Regions from separate parts of the Homo sapiens genome. Here all the other regions are linked to region 3. Evidence: chromatin loops called from intact Hi-C (ENCODE). Cell type or tissue: mammary epithelial cell. All regions are shown on one strand.

The links. Hi-C counts contacts between places; a loop is a spot of excess contacts. Peaks named below come from ENCODE experiments on the same cell type or tissue, not always from the same donor. Only the 100,000 strongest peaks of a DNase experiment are listed, where the experiment ranks them.
Region 1: a loop joins it to region 3, with 4 times the contacts of the local background. A loop is called at or near these places in 9 of 110 quality-filtered maps.
Region 2: it touches region 3 in a loop (5-fold over the local background); 6 of 110 quality-filtered maps call a loop at or near these places.
Region 4: it touches region 3 in a loop (4-fold over the local background); 10 of 110 quality-filtered maps call a loop at or near these places.
Region 5: it touches region 3 in a loop (6-fold over the local background); 12 of 110 quality-filtered maps call a loop at or near these places.
Region 6: a loop joins it to region 3, with 8 times the contacts of the local background. A loop is called at or near these places in 12 of 110 quality-filtered maps.

Annotation. Positions count from the first base shown.
Region 1 is chr2:217,648,675-217,652,674 of GRCh38, reverse strand. The region is part of intron 2 of DIRC3 (disrupted in renal carcinoma 3); the gene reads left to right. Among named protein-coding and RNA genes, the nearest start is that of DIRC3, 140 kb to the left of the region's middle. In mammary epithelial cell, a CTCF peak has its summit at 1,735 (motif pointing left); a DNase peak (open chromatin) is centred at 1,734.
Region 2 is chr2:217,275,421-217,279,420 of GRCh38, reverse strand. No RefSeq gene overlaps it. Among named protein-coding and RNA genes, the nearest start is that of DIRC3-AS1, 5.3 kb to the left of the region's middle. In mammary epithelial cell, no CTCF peak of the experiment used is centred here; a DNase peak (open chromatin) is centred at 1,550.
Region 3 is chr2:216,680,802-216,684,801 of GRCh38, reverse strand. The region is part of intron 1 of IGFBP5 (insulin like growth factor binding protein 5); the gene reads left to right. It overlaps LOC124900515 (a long non-coding RNA gene), which reads left to right. Exons shown (of 2, transcript XR_007088080.1): 2 at 1-3,563. Among named protein-coding and RNA genes, the nearest start is that of IGFBP-AS1, 12 kb to the left of the region's middle. In mammary epithelial cell, a CTCF peak has its summit at 2,156 (motif pointing left); DNase peaks (open chromatin) are centred at 741 and 2,311; H3K27ac peaks cover 1,400 bases.
Region 4 is chr2:217,391,046-217,395,045 of GRCh38, reverse strand. All of the region lies in intron 8 of DIRC3 (disrupted in renal carcinoma 3), which reads left to right. Among named protein-coding and RNA genes, the nearest start is that of DIRC3-AS1, 110 kb to the right of the region's middle. In mammary epithelial cell, a CTCF peak has its summit at 1,904; DNase peaks (open chromatin) are centred at 345 and 1,215; H3K4me3 peaks cover 855 bases; H3K27ac peaks cover 1,805 bases.
Region 5 is chr2:217,368,743-217,372,742 of GRCh38, reverse strand. All of the region lies in intron 8 of DIRC3 (disrupted in renal carcinoma 3), which reads left to right. Among named protein-coding and RNA genes, the nearest start is that of DIRC3-AS1, 88 kb to the right of the region's middle. RefSeq lists an enhancer at 1,548-2,747. In mammary epithelial cell, a CTCF peak has its summit at 2,099; a DNase peak (open chromatin) is centred at 2,142.
Region 6 is chr2:217,141,244-217,145,243 of GRCh38, reverse strand. No RefSeq gene overlaps it. Among named protein-coding and RNA genes, the nearest start is that of DIRC3-AS1, 140 kb to the left of the region's middle. In mammary epithelial cell, a CTCF peak has its summit at 2,401 (motif pointing right); no DNase peak of the experiment used is centred here.

The sequences.
Region 1 (4,000 bases), 970 kb before region 3:
AGTGCCCTTTAGCACATTTCTTATTCATCTATTTACCTCTAAAGGTTAATGCACTTAGAGCTATAATTCATTTTGATTGAAAAGCTGCTCCATTAGGCTAGGGTTTGTTCATTAATTTACTTATCCTTTGAACACCTACGGGTACCAGGCCTGGAGATACAACAATGAAAAAGACATGGCGACTTTGCATATGGCAGGTTCTTGGTATATTGGGAAGGCAGAAAGGAAACATAAATTGCAACTCGGCATGACAGGGGATGAAATAGAAGCACCAAGAGCTGTGGAAACACAGAGAAGGGAATAAAAAGCATCTCCCTCTCTCCAGGGGAATAGGAGAAGGCTTTTTAGAAAAAGTGACTTTTCAACTGGCAGCTTCCTCCCAATCTAATTCCATTCCACTCCAGTCCTGATAGGCTCACTGAATGTCTACTATGCGAAAGGCAAAGAGAATAAATGCAAGCATGCGTTATCTAAAGAGCTATTCAGCTTCAGATGCAAGTTCATATTTGTGCCTTGGGACGGGAGACACATATGAAAAAAATCTGGTCTTTAAGGAGCTTCCAGTGTCACAGCAGCCCTTCCTTCTAGGCTATGTGTCCCCTACTCTGGTGTAGAATTTAGATCAGAAAGGGGGTAAATTGGGTGGACATTTCAAAGCATGGTTTCAAAGGGCAGCAGTGGAGAATTTGTTTCTGTGGCTCCCCTGCTTTTCCTTGGAGTGGAGGTGGTACTCCAATGTGTGGTCGTCCCAGCGATGCCACTGTGGGCATAGGGGACAAAACATACTCTGCTGGGTCTTCATAGCTCCAGTTTGCAGCCCTAGGTGAGGTCTGTTGAATGCCAGCAGGAGGCAGGGAGACACGTTTTGTGATTTGCTTCTCCTCTGCATGTGGCAAAAGGTAGGCAAGGCTCAGGTGCTGGACGGAGGAAGACAGAAATCTATGGCTCATACTGTGGTATCATTACCATTGGGATGATGGAGAAACCCCAGGTAGCTCCAAACGTGTTGGTGTATAAATCAGCACCCAGCTATGAGACAAAATATCTGGTGTGGTTTTTAACAGAGGTAATTTAACCTAAAGAATTGTTAACTAGGGATTGAATGTTCAAAGGGAACCCTAAGACATCACAGAGTTGGCCGGGTGTGGTGGCTTAAGCCTGTAATCCCAGCACTTTGGTAGGCCGAGGCAGGCGGATCACTTGAGGTCAGGAGTTTGAGACCAGTCTGGCCAAAATGGTGAAACCCTGCCTCTACAAAAATGCAAAAAACTAGCTGGGCATGGTGGTGTGCGCCTGTAATCCCATCTACCCAGGAGGCTGAGGTGGGAGAATTGCTTGAACCCGGGAGGCGGAGGTTGCAGTGACCCAAGATAGTGCCGCTGCACTTCAGCCTGGGTGACAAGAGCGAGACTCCATCTCAAAAAGAAAAAAAAAAAAGACATCACAGAGTAGCAACTGCAAGGAAGGGGTACCATCCTTAGGGCCAGGGAAAGAAAGAAAGACGTTGGAATTATTACCAGCTGATGCTGGTCTCCCAGAGGAAGATAATGAGGATGGTACTTTGGGTGATGGAAAAAAGTGGCTGCTACTGGAATGAAATGCAGCTGCCAGGGTGAACGTGGCCCGGTAACACCTCCAGAAACGAGAAGCAAGGAAGTGGAACAAGAAGCAGACAGAAGGGAGCAGGCACCTTCTCCCCTCTTCCAGCCTTGCAGTCTCTCTCTCTAGTGCCCTCTATTGGCAGACCTTAGCAGGAAACTATTAGGCACAGCAGAAATGTGGTTTGCTGGGTCCCAGCTCAGGGACTCATAAAGTCAAGAATAGAAGGACGGATTTGCAGTTGAAGTCATTAGCTTAATAATTAGCTCAGTTGAACTGCTGGGGGAGGTGTCAGACCAAGGAATTTGCCAAAAGAAGCCAGGTTGGCTTCTGAGTTAGTTAAGGGAATACTAGCTACTGAATCAGACGCAAGCTCAAAAATGTATATGAGCTCAAATACAACTTTTTTTCTAGCTCTTATAAAGCCCAATATGGGTGTTTCTGATCAGTGGGTGACTCTCTAGGCAGTGATTCAAGGATCCAAGTTCTTTCCATTTTATGGCTTTGCAACTTCAAGTCTTCCAAGTTTGCATATTCATCTTTATTAAAACAGCAAAAGAGGACAGACCATGAAGTACATGAGGTTTTCATGTGCCAGGCCTAGAGGTGGCACCTTTGCCCACATTCCATTGGACAGAACTCAGATATGTGCACATAGCTAACTGCAAAGGGATGCTGGGAAACGTAGTCTAGCTGTGTGCCCAGGAAGATGTGGGAAAAGGAGAGATAATTGGCCAGTTCTGCCACATGTTCGGCTGACCCTACATAGGTTAGCTTTTCAGCAGTACTTTCCTATGAACACAGGCTGACCTTAGCTCATTCCACAGGTGTCTTCAAGAAAGAGGAGCTTGAGGATGTGGGAAAGATTGTATGAGGAAATGCCCTCCAAAATCATAATTTGTTCTTTGCTTCAATAAAACACGGGCTTGTGTTCTCATAGTGTTTTTGATTTTAAAAAGTTTTTCCTTTCATTCCAGTTCATTCCTGGGAAGAAAAGAGGGTGGTAGAGGAGATTCTTTCCAACTCTTTTTGCCTTTTTTTGTTTTTAATTAATGAACTAATTCACATTCACTGTCAAGAAAAATAAAACAACAAAATTCAAAGAATATACGTAAGATGAAAACGTATTTCTGCCATTTTTTGCTTGCCTTTTGATTTTGCTTGTGATGTCTTTGTATAGAAGTGTTTTATATTGTACTGTTGTAAACTTTATTCATTTTTTGGTTATGTCTTTCCCCTTCCCTATTCCAAAGTCATAAACACATTATCCGATATTTTCTTCCAGTATTTTTACGTGTACATTGTTTAGATTTTTAATCCATCTGGACTTTATTTTTGTGAATGGCATGGCATAGAAATTTGATTTTGTTTAGTGTTTTAGCCAGATGACTAGTTAATTGTCTATATATTACCAAATACTATACCCTTCTCCAGTTATTTGAAATGCTACTTTTATCATATCTTAATTCCTTTCTATGCATGGTGTATTAGTTTCTATTGCTGTTGTAAACAGTTACACAAACTTAGCAGCTTCAAACAACACAAATTTATTAATTACAGTTATGGAGGTCAGAGTCTAAAATCAAGGTGTTGTCAGGGCTGTGTGGAGGCAGCCATCTGGGGGCTCCAGGGGAGAATCCGTGTCATTCTGTCTCCAGCTGGCCACATTCCTTTGCTTAGGGCCCCCTTACATCTTCAATTCATCAGTGGTTGGTTGTCTTTCTTAGGCTGTATCACTCTGAAGCTGACTCTCATGATGACCTCTTCCATTTATGAACCTTTGTGATTACATTGGGCCCATGTGGATGATCCGTGATAATTTCTGTCTGTTTTCTGTTGCTTATAAGAGAATACCTAAAACTGGGTAATTTATAAAGAAAGAGACTTTATGTCTTACAGTTATGGAGGCTATGAAGTCCAAGGTTGGGCAGCCACATCTAGTGAGGGCCTTCCTGCTGGTAGGGACTCTCTTCAGAGTCCCAAGACAGCACAGGACATCACATGTCCAGGGTGCTAAGCATGGTAGCTCAGGTCTCTCTTCCTGTCCTCATAACGTCACCCGTCCCACTCTTGTGATTCCTCAGTAACCCATACCTCATTAATCCATGAAGGAATTACCCAAACACTTCTTGTTTTTTTTTTTTATTATTTTATTTTATTTTATTTTATTTTTTGAGACTGAGTCTCGCTCTGTTGCCCAAGCTGGAATGCAGTGGTGCAATCTCAGCTCGCTGCAGGCTCTACCTCCCAGGTTCAAGCAATTCTTCTGCCTCAGCCTCCAGAGTAGCTGGGACTACAGGCTCCCGCTTTGTATTTTTTAGTAGAGACGGGGTTTCACCGTATTAGCCAGGATGGTCTCGATTTCCTGACCTCGTGATCCGCCCGCCTCGGCCTCCCACAG
Region 2 (4,000 bases), 590 kb before region 3:
TGCACACCACGTGGCCTTCAACCTAGTGAATTTTAGTTCCCTGCAAGCCTACAAAAGTATTCAGACAAACCAACTACTTCCTCCAGTGGGAATCAGGGGGCACTTCACCCTCTTGTTACTGCAGAGTCGGCCTCCTACAGCCTCTGCTTGCTCACTCTATTCCCAAGTGCAATCTCCATGTGGCCCTGCAAGGCATTTGGCATCCTCCTCCTGTGAGCTGTGAGTAAATGTGACTACTAAACTGCTGTTAATCTCATCTGTCCATTGTTGGGTATCATGTTCAGCCATCTCATTCTGTGTAGGGTGGGGAATCTCTCCCTCACAAATGGGGTGAACAAGAAGTGATCAAAATGGGGTGTCACCCTGGGTTTTTGAAGCAGTGACTATTTACCAACCAGTAAAGAAGTAGTTCGGTCTTTTAACAATCAGCACATCTGTATTTGAACCAGTATGGTTGTGATGTGATTAGATCATTCATCAGGGTGGATCCCTTCTGAATGGCCTAGTACCATCCCTTTGGTGATAACTGAGTTGTGGCTCTGAGTTCATGCAAGATCTGGTTGTTGTTTAAAAGAGCATGGAACACTTGCCCTCTGACTCCACCCCTGCTTTTGCCATGTGATGCACCTGCACCCCCTTCACCTTCCACCATGATTTTAAACTTCTGGGGGCCCTCACCAGAAAAAGATGCTGGCACCATGCTTCCTATACAGCCTGTGGAACCATGAGCCAATTAAATCTCTTTTCTTTATAAATCACCCAGCCTCAGGTATCCCTTTATAGCCATACAAACAGATTAGCACAGAGCCCAGTAATTTATTCCTTATAGAGATGTCTAGAACAGTGCACTTTTAAACAAATGTGGTAGCCTCCCTAGTTCATTCTGTCCAGGCCACCGCTAAAGCATTGGGATCCGTTCAGCATTCCTAACTGAAGAGTGACAGTTTCCAATCCAAGAAATTTAGAGGAGAGGAGTAGCAGGAACTCCAAATCACATCACAACCATACTGGTTCAAAGAGCAAACTTGTCAAGTGCTTGGCTTCTAGCCCCACTCAGGAGTAATTATTTCAGTAAAAACAAATGGAACTTGCAAATAAAAGACATTGATATCATCATCATGATTAGTAACATTTTCAGATGTACTCACATTAACTCCTTGACATTGTTGTCGACTCTGAGGTAGGCGATGCAATTTTTATTTTTATTAACACACCAGCATCCTGCATTGTGTTACTGTGCCAAGTCACACATCAGAAAGATTCTGACTCCAGGTCTCCCATTAGGTGAATGTCCTCTTTCAACGAGGAAAAGCATCATCCCTGCTGGATGGACCTCTCTTTTTTAAACCAGCAGTCTGCTCAGTTTTAGTGAAATGCAGGGGTTTATACTGAAAGCAGGTGCTGAATTCCAAGTGAAGGCAGACATTGTCAACAGTGCTCTGACTAAGAGCTGGACAATGTGAAGCCTGTCCCAGGCTTTGGCACTAACCAGCTGTGGACACGTCATGCCTCTCACTGTAAAATGAAGAGTCTGCAAAGGATGACGTCTGAGGTGCCTTCCAGCCCTGCCATCCCGAGGTTATGATGGTGTGATGGGGTCAGGGCTGGTCCTGACTTCCCTTCCCAGTCAGCTGGTGAACGGGATGTGAGCTCACAGGGAGGAACACACAGGAAGGCTTTGGGTGGAGTGTGCCTTCTAACATACATTAGAATACAGAATAATCTCACATCTTCCCATAAGTTGTAGTGAGTCACCAGGGCGAGCTGTGGAGCATTTTTCTCTGGTGTCTTCCAAACTGTAGACTATTTCCCACATTTAAGACCTGTGAAAAAATAAAATAAAATAATTTATGTATACACCATGTGGGAAAAGCTGGGTGAAATAGGCACTGCCCACCCACCACTTACGGAAATGTATGCTGGAGCCATCTCATTGAAGGGCAATTGTCAACATCCATCAAAAGGACAAGCACATATTCCTCTGACTCCGCAATTCCTCATTACGATGGACTAAATGTTTACATTGCTTCATAACTCATGTGTTAAAATCCTAACCCCCAGGGTGATGGTGTTAGGAGCTAGGGACTCTGGGAGGTGATTGGGGGCTCTGAGCGAGGAGCCCTAGTGATTTGGATTAGTGCCCTTAATAAAAGAGGCCCCAGGGAGAGTGTCACCCCTCCACCACCTGAGGATACGGCAAGAAGGTTTACCAAACCCTGAATATGCTGGTGCATTGATCTTGAACTTCCCAGCCTCTAGAATTCTGAGGAATACATTTCTATTGTTTACAAGCCACTCAGTTTATGATATTTTGTTACATCAGCCCTAATGGATTAAGACACTCATCCTGGAAATTATCTGACATTATACCAACATACAAATTATGTCACTCAAATAAATGACTGGATAAATAAATAAATGGGGGAGAAAAGACAAATCTCTTATGCAAAAAGTTTTCAAATAATTTGTGCAGTTATTCTTAAGGAGATAGAGCATAAATCCCACTTCTGAAGTGTAGACTGTACCTAGTGCCTTCCTTCCAAAGAGTGTGCAAAGAGAGAAAAAAAAGTAACTTCATAGTGAAGAAACCTAGCAAACACCTTCAGTCAGGTGATCAAGGTTAATATCCAGTGGTAAGTCATACTGACAGCATGTACCTTTGATACGAAAAATGGCAGTTTACCTCTGTGTGAACCCATAACCTTAGTCTAACGGTGTGAAAACCTCAGGACAATCCCAGCCAAGGAGCATTCTACAAAATACCTGACAGCATTCCTCAAATTTGTCAAGGTCATCAAAAACAAGGAAAATCTGATAAACTGTTAGAGCCGAGAGACTCCTAAGGAGACGCAACAACTAAATGAACTGTAGTGTTGTGGAAGTAATCTTGCAACAGGAAAATGACATGAGGTAAATACAAAGAACATCTGAGTAAAGTACAAACTTTCATTAAATATAATGTGTCAATATTGGCTTATTAATTGCAACAAATGCACCTTACTAATGTTAAGCTATTATTATTAGAGGAACGTGGTGTGTGTGTGTGTGTGTGTGTGTGTAGGGGGTTAATAGGAACTCTCTATTCTACTTTTGCAATTTTTTATAAATTTAAAGCTATTCTAAAACAGAAGGTTTACTTAAAACAAAAGCCAGTGTAGAGCAATATGCTTTGCATATTCGCTCTTGTATTTTTTAAAAGGAATAATAAGAGACAGAAAATAAACCTCTCTGGAAAAAATACGCAAAACTAGAAAGGAACTGAATACATAAGGCTTTTTACAGTATTCCCTTTTGTATATTCTGAATATTATTCTGTGGGGATATATTATCTATTGTGTAAAAGTTACATGTGAAAATTAATAAAGATCTCAATTAAAAAACCATCCCTTATACTGGCACAAAGAGAGAGGTAATGACCTCAGAGACTCCGTACAGACTCAGGGTTGTGAACCTAACTGTGGTACTCCAATCCAGTGGACTCTCACAGATGAGAGGGTAACTAGGAAGATGTGTCCATATGGCAGGTGCTTTACGCAAAAGAAAATCAGCACAGAGAGTAAGTTGTCAGAAAAGGTCACAGAGCTTCAGAGCTTTCATGAGATCAAGACATATAGGCCTGAGCATCTGGAGAAGGGAGTTGAGGGACCAGAGGGAAGGAGCAAGGTGAGATTTAAAACAACCAGACTACAGCCAGTGCAGCTGGTCCAGATGGTCCCTACCTGTTCAAGCTTCCTCAGGCTCCTGTCCCCAGGAAGGGATGTGATGAGAGTGTTAATTGAAAATAAGGACTTGGATGCAGAAAAAGAAAATGCCTCAAACCTTTGCTCAGTCCTTAACCCAGGGGGCTGTGAGAGGCATTAAGGGAGTTTCATGGGCTTCTTTTGTTTATTGTTTTATATGTACAGAAAGATTTCTATTCCTTTTGTATTACTATTCTTTCTGTTGAACTAGTTTTCCATTTTATGTGCTCCAGCCTAAGAAGCCCTAGTTTGGAGAATTC
Region 3 (4,000 bases):
TTACAGAAATACTTCCAGACCTACTTCTCTTTGCCTCTTGGGCAGATTTACACATCTCTCCATTTAAAGGTTATTTATTGAATACTATATGCTGGTGAGACAAAGAGAAATGACAAAGCTCTGCCCGTAAGAAGTTGGCTGTTTAAATTCCACAGGGGGGACTAGAATGAAACCCAGAACAAATTCAGCTCCCTTTTTCATTCTTTGTAGAGAGATTCTAGGCGTCCTCATCTTATCTTCTGTCTAGAAAAGGAGATGGGAGAATCTCCCCAGGTCTGGGTGGCCTGGCAAAGCCCGACACTCTTCCTGGACTGTGAATTTCAAGGATGCCTCTGTTTCTTCGATTTTTGTAAGCTAAGGCACAATATCTGGGTCACCTAGTTTTCTCTTACAATTGATTATTAGGTCAAGTGAGATAGAGTGATAAACTAACACCAGCCCAGGAACAGGCTGTTAATAGCACCGGGGTGTGGCTAAGAGGTCCGGGGGCGGGGGGTTTAGATTTTAGGCAGGCAGGTCTCCTGGATCCATCCATTGCTGTGACCAGCAAGCAAGGTGGAGTCAGAACCCTTCAGACTCTACTGGAAGAGAACAGCCGTGGCAAAAGGGCAGGTTTGGAGAAAGTGGTTGAGCTTGGGCAGGGTACATGCGTTGTGCAATTGTGCAGCATGGAGTATTTCTCACCCTAAGATGCCTCTGGGTCTGTAGCAGCTGGGCTTGCATCATGACACTCTCTGTGTTTGCCAGGACATAGAGGATGGTGCAATCCTCAAACACGTGTTCATGTTACCATGGGGAGAGGCTGATGTACTGTGTGTGCCTCTGTGGATGCTGCTGCACTGGGGTGTATGGGGAACTCCTTATGAATGAAAGAGGACTGAGTTGGCCACCCAAATGTGGCAGGGGCCAGAGGCATTGGAGAGCCAGTGGGAAGGACTGGAGGTATTATATAGAAGCCAGAGATTTAGATCCCACCCCAAAGGTAAATACTGTATCCAGATAATATTATCATCATCCCCTCCCTTAGTCATTGAATAGGGTTATGAAGGTAAGGTCTGGCCTCCATAGATCCCAGCAGGAGAAATGGATGCTGAGCATTCCACATTTCCCATCCTCTGCAAAAACCTCTCAGAACAGCATCTCATGGGCGGGGAAGTCTGGAATATGTCTCTCTTCCTTCCTGGATCATTTTCCAGTTGGAGGTTACAGAAACAGCAGAATGCCATGCACAAACAAGCCCTGTTCCCCTCTCCCTCACCTGCCTTCACTCTCCCACACATGGGTTCTCTCCGGGCCTCGCTTGTTTGTCTCCCTGACTCTTTAAATATATCCTGCAGACACACAAACAGAAGGAAGGGATTTATTTGAATGATTATTGCAGAAGTAGGAGAGGGAGGCACCCAAATTCCAGATTTATTTTTTCTTTGAGACAGGGTCTCACTCTGTCCCCCAGGCTAGAGTGCAGTGGAGCTATCAAAGTGGAGCAATCATGGCTCACCTCAGCCTCAGCCTCAACCTCCAATCTCCAACCTCCTACCTCCAACCTCCCACCTTCCGGGCTCAAGCAATCCTCCGGTCTCAGCCTCCTGAGTTTCTCAGACTAGAGGCGCACGCCTCTATGCCCAGCTAATTTTTGTGTTTTTTTTGTAGAGACGGGGTTTCACTATGTTGTCCAGGCTGGTCTCGAACTCCTGGGCTCAGGCAATCCACTCACCTTGGCCTCCCAAAGTGCTGGGATTAGAGATATGAGCCACCGCTCTCAATTCCAAATTCCAGATTTTAAAAACACTTCCAGGCCGGGCTTGGTGGCTCACGCCTGTAATCCCAGCTCTTTGGGAGGCCAAGGCGGGCGGATCACGAGGTCAGGAGATCGAGACCATCCTGGCTAACACGGTGAAACCCCATCTCTACTAAAAATACAAAAAATTAGCCGGGCATGGTGGCGGGCGCCTGTAGTCCCAGCTACTCGGGAGGATGAGGCAGGAGAATGGCGTAAACCCAGGAGGCGGAGCTTACAGTGAGCCGAGATCGCGCCACTGCACTCCAGCCTGGGCGACAGAAGGAGACTCTGTCTCAAAAAAAAAAAACAAAAAACGCTTCCAGTCCCTAGAAGTGTGCCCATGCTGTGTGGGTGTCAGTCTCCCACGCCCTCTGCTGGCCACATGGAGATATTGACCTGTTTGTCAAACAGGTTCCAGAGCAGACTGTTGAGTTCTTTTGCTGTTCACGTGCAGAACAATCTTCACCAGGAAGTCCTCCCGGGTATCCTGCCTAGATCCCTTCTGCAACCTCAGTTCATTTTCTCTTGATGAAATAGCTCCAGAGTAGCCAGTCTACTTGTTCCTTCTTGTTTTATCTAAAACGCAAAGCCTTCCACAATTGAAAGCCTATTTATGACTCAGCCACAGAGCAGCTGAGTCGGGCTGGCTGCTTCTGGCACTCAGCTCCAGTCTTACTTTCCAGCCCTTTAATCTCCATGGCTCTGCCCTGGCTCCCCTCCAAGTTTCCGCTGTCTCTCTGGAGCCTACAGGTGACCACAAGACCCTGATTAGTATCTTCGACACTGGACTCTGCTGCTGCCTAAGGAATAGGTCCCATGGGGTTAAGTGGCACCAGAAACCAGGAGGCACATCAAAATGTTAAGCCTGCTCTTCAGAAGCAGCCAAAAAGCTTGCAAAGCTGGGGAAGGTGTGCCCTCAGGAGACTTGCCTTGGGGAGGCTGGGAAAAGGAGAGAGTTTGCAAAAGCATTTTGAGTTCCTTAAATGAAGAGAGATACAAGAATCTACATTTTGTATGCCAGTATCATGGTTGCTTGGCCCCGGGGCAGTACTTGAACACTTTCAAAGAAAAGAGTAAGAGAGGTCAAAATAAATTTACCCCAAGGTTTATCAAACCGTTGTCAACAGCCCCATCCCCCTCCCAGAAAGGGTGACTCAAGGTTAAGGACAGCCCACAGCACTTCTTAGAAAAAGTCCCAAAAGGTGAAAGGTCTTGAGAAGAGCTGTTGAGGGAAGGCTGTGGGCCACCATGCTTCTGTGTCCCCCAAGGCCAAAGAGAGAATAAGCTAAAATGACAGCTGGAAAAGGGCACCCTCTGACCAAATGGACAGAGCCTCCCCCAACAGGTAGCCAGAGGAGGATGGAATGGCACCCCCATTTCAGATGTCCTTAAGAACTAGAGAGATAGATGCTTATTTCTGCTTGGACACAGGGGGATGGACTAAATGGCCTACGGAAAGGATTCCAGGAACTGCTACACCAGCCACAGGAGAGAAGCCAGCTTCCCAGGCTGTCTCCCCTTGAAGAGGTGACAATGTGTTGGCTCTCCAGGCCAGGCTGGGGCAGCCCACTGAAGGAGACGCATAGACGCATGCGCTGGTCAGCAGCCAGCCCACTCCCCCACCTGCCCTCACTTTATCCAGTTACAATCTTGATTGAGGAAGGGGTCCAGGCTTCTCCAATCTGAACCCCCTCCAGGCTTTCAGTAGCCACCATATCCTGTCTGCCCCTCCCCCTACAGTAGTCAACTACTTTTTGAGGATTAAAATGCGTGGTGATGCTGAGGTTGAGTGGCACGGCTCCAGTCCCTCCATAAGACGTGCCCAAAAGCCCTTCTGTGCAATGGTTAGCACTCCCTCTCCCTACTCCCTCTTCTCCAAGATCTGAGCCTTGGCGTGAGGCCTGTGTTACTAGATAACGGAGCCCCAGCCTTTCAATTTGTACAAAGTCCCCAAACCAGCCATGCTTCTCCCTTCCTCCTGCCAATCTCACTTGCGCTACAACCAAGAAAAGTCAATTTACCCCAGAACATGACCCTTTTAACTAATCCCTAGAATCCTGCATTCCACCTACCAGAGATGTCACCCTATTGATGAGTCGTCACAGCAGGGTCTGATAGAGCAGAATCGAGGTACTGGGACATCAAGACATGACTGGGAAGAGGGGGTGAGAGTCCAGAAGGGGTACCAGGATTCTCAGGTTGAATTTTATTTAGGGAGAG
Region 4 (4,000 bases), 710 kb before region 3:
CGTGTTGTCAGTTACTAGCTGTGGAGGTTCTTCGTTGCTTTTTGCATCTTGGTTAGTGGCTCTGATCAGGGATGTAGAATTTCCAATTTGACCTCTCCTGGCCTCAGTTTTCACACCAGTAGAATGGGGATATTTCACATGTTTGTACTAGTGCATTAAATGAGTTGATCTATTTAAAACATCTGTCAAAGTGCTGACATACAGGAGCTCATAAAAACAATGATTAAACACCCACTGTTTCAGCCCGGTTTGGAAACTAAAGACACAGAGCTGGTGGGGCTTACTCAGGGCACTGACACGTTCTGTAAAATGGGTGGTATTTGAAAGGAAATGAGTCTCCTGGCATAGGAGTTGGTGGAATGTATGTGTCCTTCAGGCAAGATCCTTGTTTGTTCTTGTTCATACAAAGCCACCCACCTTGCCATTGCATCACTAACTCCTCGTTGGCAATTAGTTGTTCTGGAGTGTGGAGGCATATGAAGGAGTTTGTTTGGGACACTGTAGAGATCTGTTTTGTATTTCATTAAGACAGCTAGAGGGGCCAGCCCAAAAGCTGAAGAGCATTAGAACAGCCATCAGGGTCTATACCCCAAGTAAACAGCTTGGGAGATGTATAGCTGCACTGTCAAAAGAGGAACTTCTGAATCAGACAGATCTCTGTGTTTATAGGCAAATTTCTTAACTTCTCTGAGCTTCAGCTTTAAGGATTAGATATAATAATTTATATAAAACACTTGGCCAGTGCATAATAGATATTCCATATTATGTTCATTTCATTGTTTTTCCAATTATTATTTCAATTATATTCCATATTATTATTTTCAAACCACTTTTATATACATTATTTTAAATTATCTCATTTGGTAGTGAGATAAGACAGAAGAGCAGAAGAGAAACTAGAACCAAAGATTCTCAGAAAATTAATTAAATGAGCTGATGCATTCCTGGCCCTAATATTTCCCACTCTGTGTTCTAGTTCTGATTCTGACACCACCCCAATCAATCAGCAGCTGGTTTGCTCTTTGTTCTCTGATGAATTCCATGGACTAAATCATCTTCAGGTGGTGTGACTGAAGAATGACTGTACAATCACATGTGTTTCAGAAGTGGGACATTAACTCTATCCATATTTGGAAGTTGGGGGTGTGAGGGCAGAGGGGTGGAGGGGTGCAGGCTGAATCGCATGGCTGCTATTGAGTCATAGGTTCTTTCCAAAGATTGGCTGTTGAGTTCTGAAAAGCGGATCATCTCTGGCCCTAAATCTTCAGGGTTGCAGAGGCACAGCCCCAGATGAAGGAATTCTTGGCTCTTTCCCATGGGCTCACTGCCCTGCACGAGGTCTGTGGGAGTGCTGGCAGAAGCAAGATGAAGGGAATAAAGAGAGAGGTGGAGCTTGCCATATCTGGTAAGTGCTGGTGCCTGAATTCTCCTTGTCGGCTACAGCTCATTATATCTAAGACCTCAGATTGGATACTCATCAGCTAATTATAGCCTGAGACCTCTGGAAGTGTCCCTAGACATCAGTTGTCCCCATTTAAACTGAGTGGGGGGGGGGGGTGAGGTAGTAGCAATCCTGATCCCTAAGACCACGAGACTCTGACGGTTTCTGGGTCCAACCCAAAAACCTATCTTAGCAATTTAACTGCGGATCATAGAGAGTGGGCAGGTTACATCATGAAGAGAAGTAATATCAGGAGAAGCCCCTGGGATGGCCTTGCCTGCTCATTTGATCAAGCCTTCCCATTACTCATGTTTTCAGAAAGTGCTGCTTGTCTTCTTTTCCATGTGCCCTGTGTGAAAACTTAAAAAGTTTGGAGATGGCAGATCACGAAGAGCCAGGGTAGGAAAGTCAATGTGGTTGTCTTCTGAACACCCAGCGTCTTCCATTCCAGAGCAGGTGGCAGCAGAGAGTTGACACTGCCTCCCTCTCACACTGTACACACACACACTCAATGCATTGTTATTCTTCATTTTGTGTGCTCAACATGTTTATTCTACTGTGTGTCTGTTGTTTGACTGTTTAGGACAGAGTATTGTACCTCAAGTGACATTCTTCTAGCAAAGGACCCTGTCCTTCAGCATTATTTTTCATAACCTGGAGCTGTTCCACTGGTAAACAGCCTGACTTGTCTATTTGGTACTGGTTATCACTCAAAAATATTATTTTTTTGTGGGGGGACACAAGGTGACAAAGTCTGATTTCAGAGTATCTGAAAAGCCTTTATACTTTACTACGAAATGATCTGTGATTTTCTCCCAGAAGTCTCAACCTTTAGAATTTTTTTTCTCTAGCTGAAACCTTTGTTCCCTGGCAAAATGCTAGAGAAGTGCTGTACGAAAGGGTGCACATTAATGTTTATATCTCAGCTACACTGTAATGATGATGAGTATCGGCTTTTATAGAAAATTAATTTTGGGGTGGGGGTGGCAAAAAAAGAGATAACTAATTTTGCAAGGGAATGGATGAAGACCACTTGGCTGGGGTGGCAGAAAGGGGAATAAAAGGGGAGATGAGAGGGAAAGGAAATGGGGCACCCTTTAAGAGGACAGGAATGTAAAAAATAACTATGCAATGTTGCTAAGGAAAAGTTTCATTTTTTCATAATGTTGAGGAAAAGCTGTGCTTATGGTGAGGCTCTGGGAAAACTGACATGCAGTGTGTTCTCTTTAGCTAATCTATTCTTAAAAGGTAAAACCAAAACACCTAGATATTGTAAGATGAGCACATGTCAAAGATTTTATATTGCTCAATAATTAATAAGGGAACCATCAAGATGTTAGAATTGGCTTGCAGGGCAATTCAAAGAATCACACATATACAGTGTTTGCATATGCTAAAGTTAGATCCTGCTTATATGATAATATGATTTGACTGTGTCCCCACCAAAATCTCATCTTAAATTCCCATTTGTTGTGGGAGGGACCCAGTGGGAGGTAATTGAATCGTGGGGACAGGTCTTACCTGTGCTGTTCTTGTGATAGTGAATAAATCTCATGAGATCTGATGGTTCTATAAGGGGCAGTTTCCCTGCACAAGTTCTCTCTCTTGCTGCCACCATGTGAGACATGCCTTTCACTTTCTGCCATGATTGTGAGGCCTCCCCAGCCACATGGAATTGTAAGTCCAATAAACCTCTTTCTTTTGTAAATTGCCCAGTCTCAGGTTTGTCTTTATCAGCAGTGTGAAAATGAACTAATACAGTAAATTGGTACCAGTAGAGTGAGGTGTTGCTGAAAAGATACCCAAAAATGTGGAAGTGGCTTTGGAACTGGGTAACAGGCGGAAGTTGGAACAGTTTGGAGGTCTCAGGAGAAAACAGGAAAATGTGGGAAAGTGTGAAACTTTCTAGAGACTTGTCGAATGGTTTTGACCAAAAGCCTGATAGCGATATGGACAATAAGGCCCAGCCTGAGGTGGTCTCAGATGGAGATGAGGAACTCGTTGGGAACTGGAGCAAAGGTGACTCTTGTTATGTTTTAGAAAAGAGACTGGTGGCATTTTGCCCCTGCCCTAGAGATTTGTGGAACTTTGAACTTGAGAGAGATGATTTAGGGTATCTTGTGGAAGAAATTGCTAAGCAACAAAGCATTCAAGATGTGACTTGGATGCTGTTAAAGGCATTCAGTTTCATAAGAGAAGCAGAGCATAAAAGTTTGGAAAATTTTCAGCCTGACTATGTGACAGAAAAGAAAAACCCATTTTCTGGAGAGAAACTCAAGCTGGCTGCGTAAATTTACATAAGTAACGAGGAGCTGAATGTTATTCCCAAAGACAATAGGGAAAATGTCTCCAGGGCCTGTCAGAGGTCTTCACTGCAGCCCCTCCCATTATAGGCCTGGAGGCCTAGGAGAAAGTGGTTTAGTGGGCTGGGTCCAAGGTCTCCCTGCTGTGTGCAGCCTAGGGACTTGGTGCCCTGAATCCCAGCAGCTCTAGCCATGGCTGAAAGGGCCAATGTACAGCTCGGGCCATGGCTTAAGAGGGTGCAAGCCCCAAGCCTTG
Region 5 (4,000 bases), 690 kb before region 3:
TGATTTCCATTATAAACTTAATGAGGCACCTGGCACATAATTAGATGCAGTAAACATTCATTTCCTTTCTCATTCAATACTGAGAAAATAGACATGGAGTGACGGGTATGATGGAAAGAATGTAGTTCAGGAGTCAGGGGCTTGGTGTAGATGGTCTATTGATGATCCGCCCAGCTCTGAATCTTTGTCCCTCCAAGCAGAGCCAGGGATCTGCCTATGGTGTGTGACTCTGGTTATTACTGTGCTGAGCCCCCTGCCCTGCGCATGGAGATGCACAAGCAAACCCCACATCTTGGAAAACTGCATCCTCTTCGAGGCCAGGAAACTGCTCTGTGCCACCCTGTTTCCCAGGGGCCCCAAATAGTCTTCCTCCATTCAAATGCATTTGCATGTCCTCCAAGTCTGACTGAGGCTAGAGGGGATTTCTTGTAATCCGTGGCACATTTCTTTTGATTTGAAACTCTCTCTCTCTTCATCTTTACCAGGGTCCCAAGAGGTGAAAAGTCCACTTTAGTAGGTGCCAGGTTCAGGAATTCTCACAATCCTCTTAGGCTCTGAAGAGCCCTGAGATTTCTCTGTTAGTACAATGGCCTGATTGTGCCGCCCCGTCGCAGTCCATTGACAGGTCGTCAGGCCAGCTAAAAGCTCATCTTAAACAACTACCTCCAAGCTTAAATCCAAACACCACAGCTGCACTTCTGGAACCAGGTTTGTTTTCCCAGAATATCAGTTACAGCATTTTAAAAATGAGCAACCTCATTATCAACAGTGTTTCTGAGAAGCAAGCATTCTTGTAGAAAATGCCAGCTCTGCAGGGCTGGCAGGAGCTACACGGCACACACATTCTCTTGCCCGCCACCCCCAGCCTCAGGCATCACTCAGCCAAACCCACGAGTGCAGTTTAGCAAAAATGAACACCAGAACTTCATTCCTATAAAGGAGCGAGGTTCCTGGGTGCCGGAAGAAGGGAGTGAGATTTCCTTCCTCAGAGGTCCTGGAGAACAGGAGAGAAGCTTGTTCCCGTAAAGAGTCAGCCTCACTTTACCAGAGGGAATCTTGGATTTGAACCTGGGTTTTATTTCCCAGCTTTGGCATCTACTAGTCGTGTAATCTTCAACAAATACTGAAATTTTCCCAGCCTCAATTTTTTTTGTCTGCTAAATAGCGGTAATTATTTCAAAGATCAAATGAAATTATACACAGGAAAAAGACTTGCAAATTAGAAGGCCTTTAACATTTAAAAAGAAGTATCTTATTCCTCTTAATATGATCTGTTCTTCTTTTATACATACATGTGTATGTGTCTGAACTAATCAGGCTGCTGTAACAGGAGACCATTGACTGGTTGGCTTAAGCAACAGACATGTATTTCTCACAGTTCTGTAAGATGGAAGTCTGGGATCAAGGTACCAGGCTGTTCGGGTTCTGGTGAAGGCCCTCTTCCTGGCTATGTCCTGGCATAGCTGAGAGCAGACAGAAAAGAAGCAAGCTCTCTCCTGTCTCTTAGAAGGACACTAATCCCATCAGGAGCACTCCACTCTCATGACCTAATTACCTCTCAAAGGCCCTGTCTCCAAATACCATCACATTGGGGGTCAGGGTGATCATAGAGCAGCATGTAGCTTACCTCTCTTCAGTTAAACCGCAAACCCTTAAGAGTTTTGGAGGACAACAGTTAATTCAAAATAAGTTCAAAACACTGCTCTTGACACAATGCGAGGCACAGAGCAGACATGAAATAAAAGTATGGAGGAATTATTAAATATTATTCATTATCTATTTAAGAATGCAGGAAATTATGTAACATATTGTTTTTTTAAAAAATCCAAGTATACTTATATCTACACACAGATATAGACGTATCGTGTGTATGTGCGTATGTTTCTTTACCTGCAAAGTGTAAATATCTCTTTCCAGAAGACTCAGCTCTCAATGATTTGTTTGTGTTTGAGGCAGCTTGGTGGCTTATGGAGAGCATGGAATCTGCACTGAGAGATACTTCCATTCAAAAGACCTGCTTCTTACTCGTGCTGACTTGAGGCACATTACCTAACCTCTCTGAGCTTTGAATACATCCGTAAATTGAGTCAATGCCTCCCTCACCAGGTTGTGGTGAGGATGGAATGAGATAGCACATGCAAGGCATTTGTCATCATGCCTGGCCCTCATTACTCACTCAATACAAAGCTGTCATCCTACCAACATGACAAATGGGGGAAGAGGAGGGAAGAGAGTGACAGACATGTGGTTTGGATGGCTCATGCAACAGGCGTCCGGGGGTGACGGGTAATGCACTTTGAAGGTCCCTATAATAATATAACCCAGCTCCATGCAGAAGTAAGCCCAAAGGAACAGAGGGTCAAATTAGAGTTTTGAGGCTGAGTATATGTCTCCATTCTAATGAAAAACCTACGGTCAACCAAGGTTGATCTTTTAGAAGACACTTTAAGAGCCTGTCCAGCACTTTGGGAGGCCAAGGCGGGTGGATCACGAGGTCAGGAGATCGAGACCATCCTGTCTAACACGGTGAAACCCCATCTCTACTAAAAATACACAAAATTAGCTGGGTATGGTGGCCCACGCCTGTGGTCCCAGCTACTCAGGAGGCTGAGGCAGGAGAATTGCTTGAACCCAGGAGGCGGAGGTTGCGGTGAGCCGAGATTGCGCCACTGCACTCCAGCCTAGGTGACAGAGCAAGACTCCCTCTCAAAGAAAAAAAAAAAAAGAGTCTGTCCAAGGAGAGGTTCTGACTTACAGTCTCTGGGCAAGTCAGGAAGTGGGAAGTGGGAAATGGGAAACACATCATAAACATCTCTTTCTCCATTCTTTTCTTAGGTGATAACACCGTCTATGTGCTGATGACTGCCAATGTATGCCAAATTTATATATCCACCCTGAAAATGTCTCCAAAACTTTAGGCTTATAAATGCAGCTGCCTCATCTATATTTCTTGTATATCTATTATATATATACACACACACAGCTCAACTTAAAAGTGCAAAAGTCAGTTTTTGGTCTTTCTCCATCTCCTCCTTTATAACTTTCTCTTAATATTCCTTGGATTTCAAGACTGATTCCATGCATTATTGCACCACCTTTTTTTCCCCTAAGTAAGCAATAATAGCACAATGTACTAGGCTCCAGGGACTGTTCTAAGTAACGGGAAGATAGAATAAAATAAGAGACTATCACTGCCCTCAAAGGGCTCACTAAGTAGTAGGGGAATCAGCACATTGTCCTGAAAGTCTCAATGTTGTAATGCTGTAGAACAGAACAGGGAGATAGATGTTTCCATGGAATGATACTGAAGAGATGACATTTTTAGCTGCTTCTTGAAGGATGATAAGGAGGTTACTATTCGATGGGTATTGTACCATTACTGTCCCCACTCAGTTAACCTCCATGTATTTAAGAGAATTATACACACACATCCCATAGATCGGCTTTTGCTATATGACTTGCATTTGCCAATGGAAAGTGAGCAAAAGTTACGTGGGCTACATCTGAGCAGAAACTTTCAAAAACATCATCAGGTTACACAGCTCATTTCCTTCTTTTGCAAGGGCAGTGTGTTCCAGGGAGGGATTTCTCCTCCAGCCCAGATCTCAAAATGAAGAAGACTCAACAACCAGGACTTAGGACAAACGAATATGTAGCCCAGGGAACTTTAGCCTATTGTTCCACCATTAGTATGCATCCGCTGACTCCTTGTATTAGTTTCTCTTCCACCAAGAAGAGAGTGGAAGTGATGTATGTGTTTGTGCACAATCGGACATATGTGAATAAGGAGAACATTTTGCTTCCCAAAATCTTTCTTAAGCCTTGATAAACCATTCTATTTGGAGAGTAAGATCCCAACAAAAAATTCAGACCCTAAAAGATGGTCTCTAGACTCTTTCTATGACAATAGAAATGGGATTTTCTTCATTCCTTGGAGAGAGAAGGATGCAGAGATAAAAGGAGCTTTTCAACATCCAAGTCTTCAGTAGAGTGAACTAAA
Region 6 (4,000 bases), 460 kb before region 3:
ACATTTAAATAAGAAACGAAATCAATCACATGGAAACTATTTTAGAAAATAGAAAAGAAGGAAACACTCCTTAATTTATGCTATGAAGGCAGTGTAACTCTAATAACAAGCTATCAAAAGTTCCAAAGACCTTGTAAGAAAAGAAAGTTACTAACCAACATCTCCTCAAACCATAGACAGAAAAATTCTTAAAAATAGATTAATGGCTGGGTGTGGTGGCTCATGCCTGTAATCCCAGCACTTTGGGAAGCCTAGGCAGGTGGATCACAAGGTCAAGAGATCAAGACCACCCTGGCCAACATGGTGAAACCCTGTCTCTATTAAAAATACAAAAATTAGCTAGGCATGGTGGCACGTGCCTGTAGTCTCAGCTACTCAGGAGGCTGAGGCTGGAGAATCGCTTGAACCCGGGAGGCAGAGGTTTCAGTGAGCCGAGATTGCGCCACTGCACTCCAGCCTGGGCAACAGAGTGATACTCCATCTCAAAATAAATAAAAATAAAGAAAGAAAGAAATAATTAGCAAATCAAATTAAGCTGTATATTAAAAGACCAAGTAAGGTTTATCCTAGTAATGCAACCTAGGATATCTAGGAATGCAAGATTGCATTCCTACAATAACTTAACTAATAAAAAAGAACCCAACTATATAATCATCTCAATAGATGGAAAAAAAGACATTTGAAAAAATTATCACTCATTTATGATTATTTTAAAAACTCTGAGAAAACTAACAGAGGGAATTTCCTCAAACTGAAAAAAGCAGCCCTTTCTGCCAAATCCAAAGAAGCAAAACCAAAACTCTACCATTAATACCATATCAATTATTAAATATTATACACCTTCTCCCTAAGATTGAGAACTAATCAAAAATATTTGCTATAGCCATATTTATTCAACATCGTATTAGAGGTCCTAGCCAGTGCGATAAGGCAAGACAAAATGTTAAAAATATACAGATGGAAAAGTAAAAAGTAAAACTGTCTTTATTTGTAGATGACAGAATTGTTTACATAAAAAAACCCTAAGTAATCTATAAAACAACTACTGGAACTAACGAGTAAATTTAGCAAGTTTTCAGGAGGTGTAAACAATACAAAAAAACAATTATGAAAATAAATTTTAAAATGTAATTTTAAAATACTGTTTCGGCAGCATATAAAAGCATAAAGAATTTGGAGATAAGCTTGACAAAAGGCATGTAAGAATACTATATAATACTGTATAATAAGGCTGAGAAAAATTAATGGAGACCTAAATAGAAAGATATGCTGTGTTCACGGATTGAAAGATTTAACATTGTTTGATGTCAATTCTTCCCAAATTGACCTATAGATTAAAAATTCCCTTTGTCCTTTTCAAGAAAGTGATGGTAAATTCTAAAATATATAAACACACAAATAATCTAGACCAAAAATTCTTGAAATAAACAACAAAGTTAGGTAGCTCAGATAACCTTATCCCAAGGTTGACTACATAGCCTTGGTAATTTATCTAATGTAATATTGGTATCGAGGATAGAAAATTAGATTAACAAAACTGATCATTGAGATTCCAGAAATAAAGACCAATAAACATATGTTAATTGATATTAACATAAAACATCAGGAAAATTTAGTGAAGAATGCATAATATTTTTTAGGACAGAGTAATGAAACAAATAAATATATATAATATATATATATAAAATATATATGGGAAACAATAAACCTTTACCCCTACTTCACAACATATATAAAATTATTTGAGCTAGATCATAGACCTAAATGTAAAACCATAAACTATAAAGCTTCTAGCAGGAAAGATAGTAGACTATCTTTGGTATTTTAAGGTAGGAAATTATTTTTTAGATGGAATACAAAAATATCTAAATATAAAACAAATTAATCAATTGGAATTCATAAAAAACCACCAAAAAATGATAAAAAACAAAAAACCTTCACACAAATATCTAACAGACCAAAATAAAACTGATTAACAACACCGAATATTGGTGGAGCAATTGCAACATTCATGCATTGCTTGTGAGAGCGTAAAATAGTACAATCACTTGAAAAAATAGTTGCACATTCCTTTTTAAATAAACTATACAGAGAGTGATGCCAGTGACATGGCAATGTAAGGACCTCTGAAAATTTTCCCTTTCATAAAACAATTTTTAAAACCTACAAAAAAAAGTCAGAATCAACTTTTTTTGAACTCTGGAAATTAACTAAAAGTTTGCATCAATCAGGGAAGATTTAGTCAAGAAAAACAGCTAAATCTTGGTAAGAACAGTGAATTTCTGGTGTTTTAAATTTACCCTATTTTAATTCTTATCTCTCCCACTCCATGAAAGCCTTGAAAATCAATACCTTGCTTTCTGAGTAAAAATCAGCAGGCTGGAGGCCACCAGAGGGCGCAGAAGAGGGTTGGCATTCTTTCAAAACCTAATTCCCAGAGATTATCATAATTTGACCTGTCTGGTGATTCTCTGGAAGATTCCACTTGCAAAGCTGAGAGTATTTGAACTGACTTGGCACTGGCCCAGTATAAAAAGCTTTTTCTTTTAGGGGTGTTTGTTGAAAACAATTATGGACAATTATTTATTTCTGAGGCTGCCTAAGACAGTAGATAACAGTTGGGGCAAACAATGGCTAAGAACAACAACAACAATAAAACTTTAAAATTAAAAGGAAAAGGTGGGAATAAGTTTACATGGGGGCTTTGAAAAGCTCTGACCAATTTTGGGGAACCTAGAAAGTCACATGCATGTATAAAACTATGGATATGCTCAAAGCTGTGTACATGTTCACGAACAACCAAAGAAGACCCTAAACTCTCACCTCCAGCTAGTCTTAAGATTCTGGAAAGCAGGAAATGAAGATAATGCAGAATTTTAAGCTGCCTGGCTGAGTGTCTAAGGGCTATCCAAACATGCACACAGCTGGAAAACACTGAAAGGCTTATTGCTACCCAGCATTTAAAGAAATGTCTGTCAAATCACTAGTTGACCCCTAAGATAACTGAGCAGAGATTTTAGTGGCCACACACAGCAAGAATACGTCTTACAGAGTTAGTTTACAAAAGTCACTGAAGAAACCAAAAACAGTGACATGAGCAAAAATAACAAATCCTGGAGAGAAGTATCTGATTTTCAGAATTTCCAAATTATATTATTTAAAATATTTAATTTTCAACAAAAAATTATGAAGCATGCAAAGAAATGAGAAAGTATTGTTCATACACAGAAAGAAAGTGATTAATAAAATCTGTTCCAAAAGAAACCCAGATATTACTAGAAAGACTTTTATTCAACTATTTGAAATGTGTTTTTTTAAAAAACTAAAAAAAAGTCTAAAAACCCAGAGGATGTCTCACTAAATAGAGAATGTCAATAAAAAGAGAAATATTTAAAAGAACCAAATAAAAATTCGGAGGTTGAAAAATACAATAACTGAAATAAGAATTTCACTATAGGACCTAAACATAACATTTGAGCAGGCAGAGGATGGACTCAGCAAATTTAAAGATAGGTCAACTGAGATTATCCACTCTGTGAAACAGAAACAAAAAAAGAAACAAAAATAAAGAAAACGGAGCAGAACCTTAAAGATCTGTGGGGCACCAATAACAACTATATATAATGGAAACCCCAGGAGGAGAGGAGGAAGAAAAGGGAAAAAAAAATTGAAAAAATAATGGCCAAAATATCTAAATTTAATAAAAACCATTGCTGTAAACATTCAGAAAGCTTAACAAACTCCAAGCTAGATAAAACAAGAAAGATCTATACCTAGACATGTAATTAAATGATTAAAAGCCAAAGTCAATAGAAAGAGAGAAGTGGCTCATCTTGTAAAAGTGACCTTCAATGTAATTATCAACTGGTTTCTCATCAGAAATTATAGAGGCCAGAATACAATAGGATGACATGTTGACACGTTCAAAGCACTAAAAGTTAAAAAAAATGACAACCAAAAATTATATATTCAGCAAAACATTTCTTCAAAAATAAAGGCA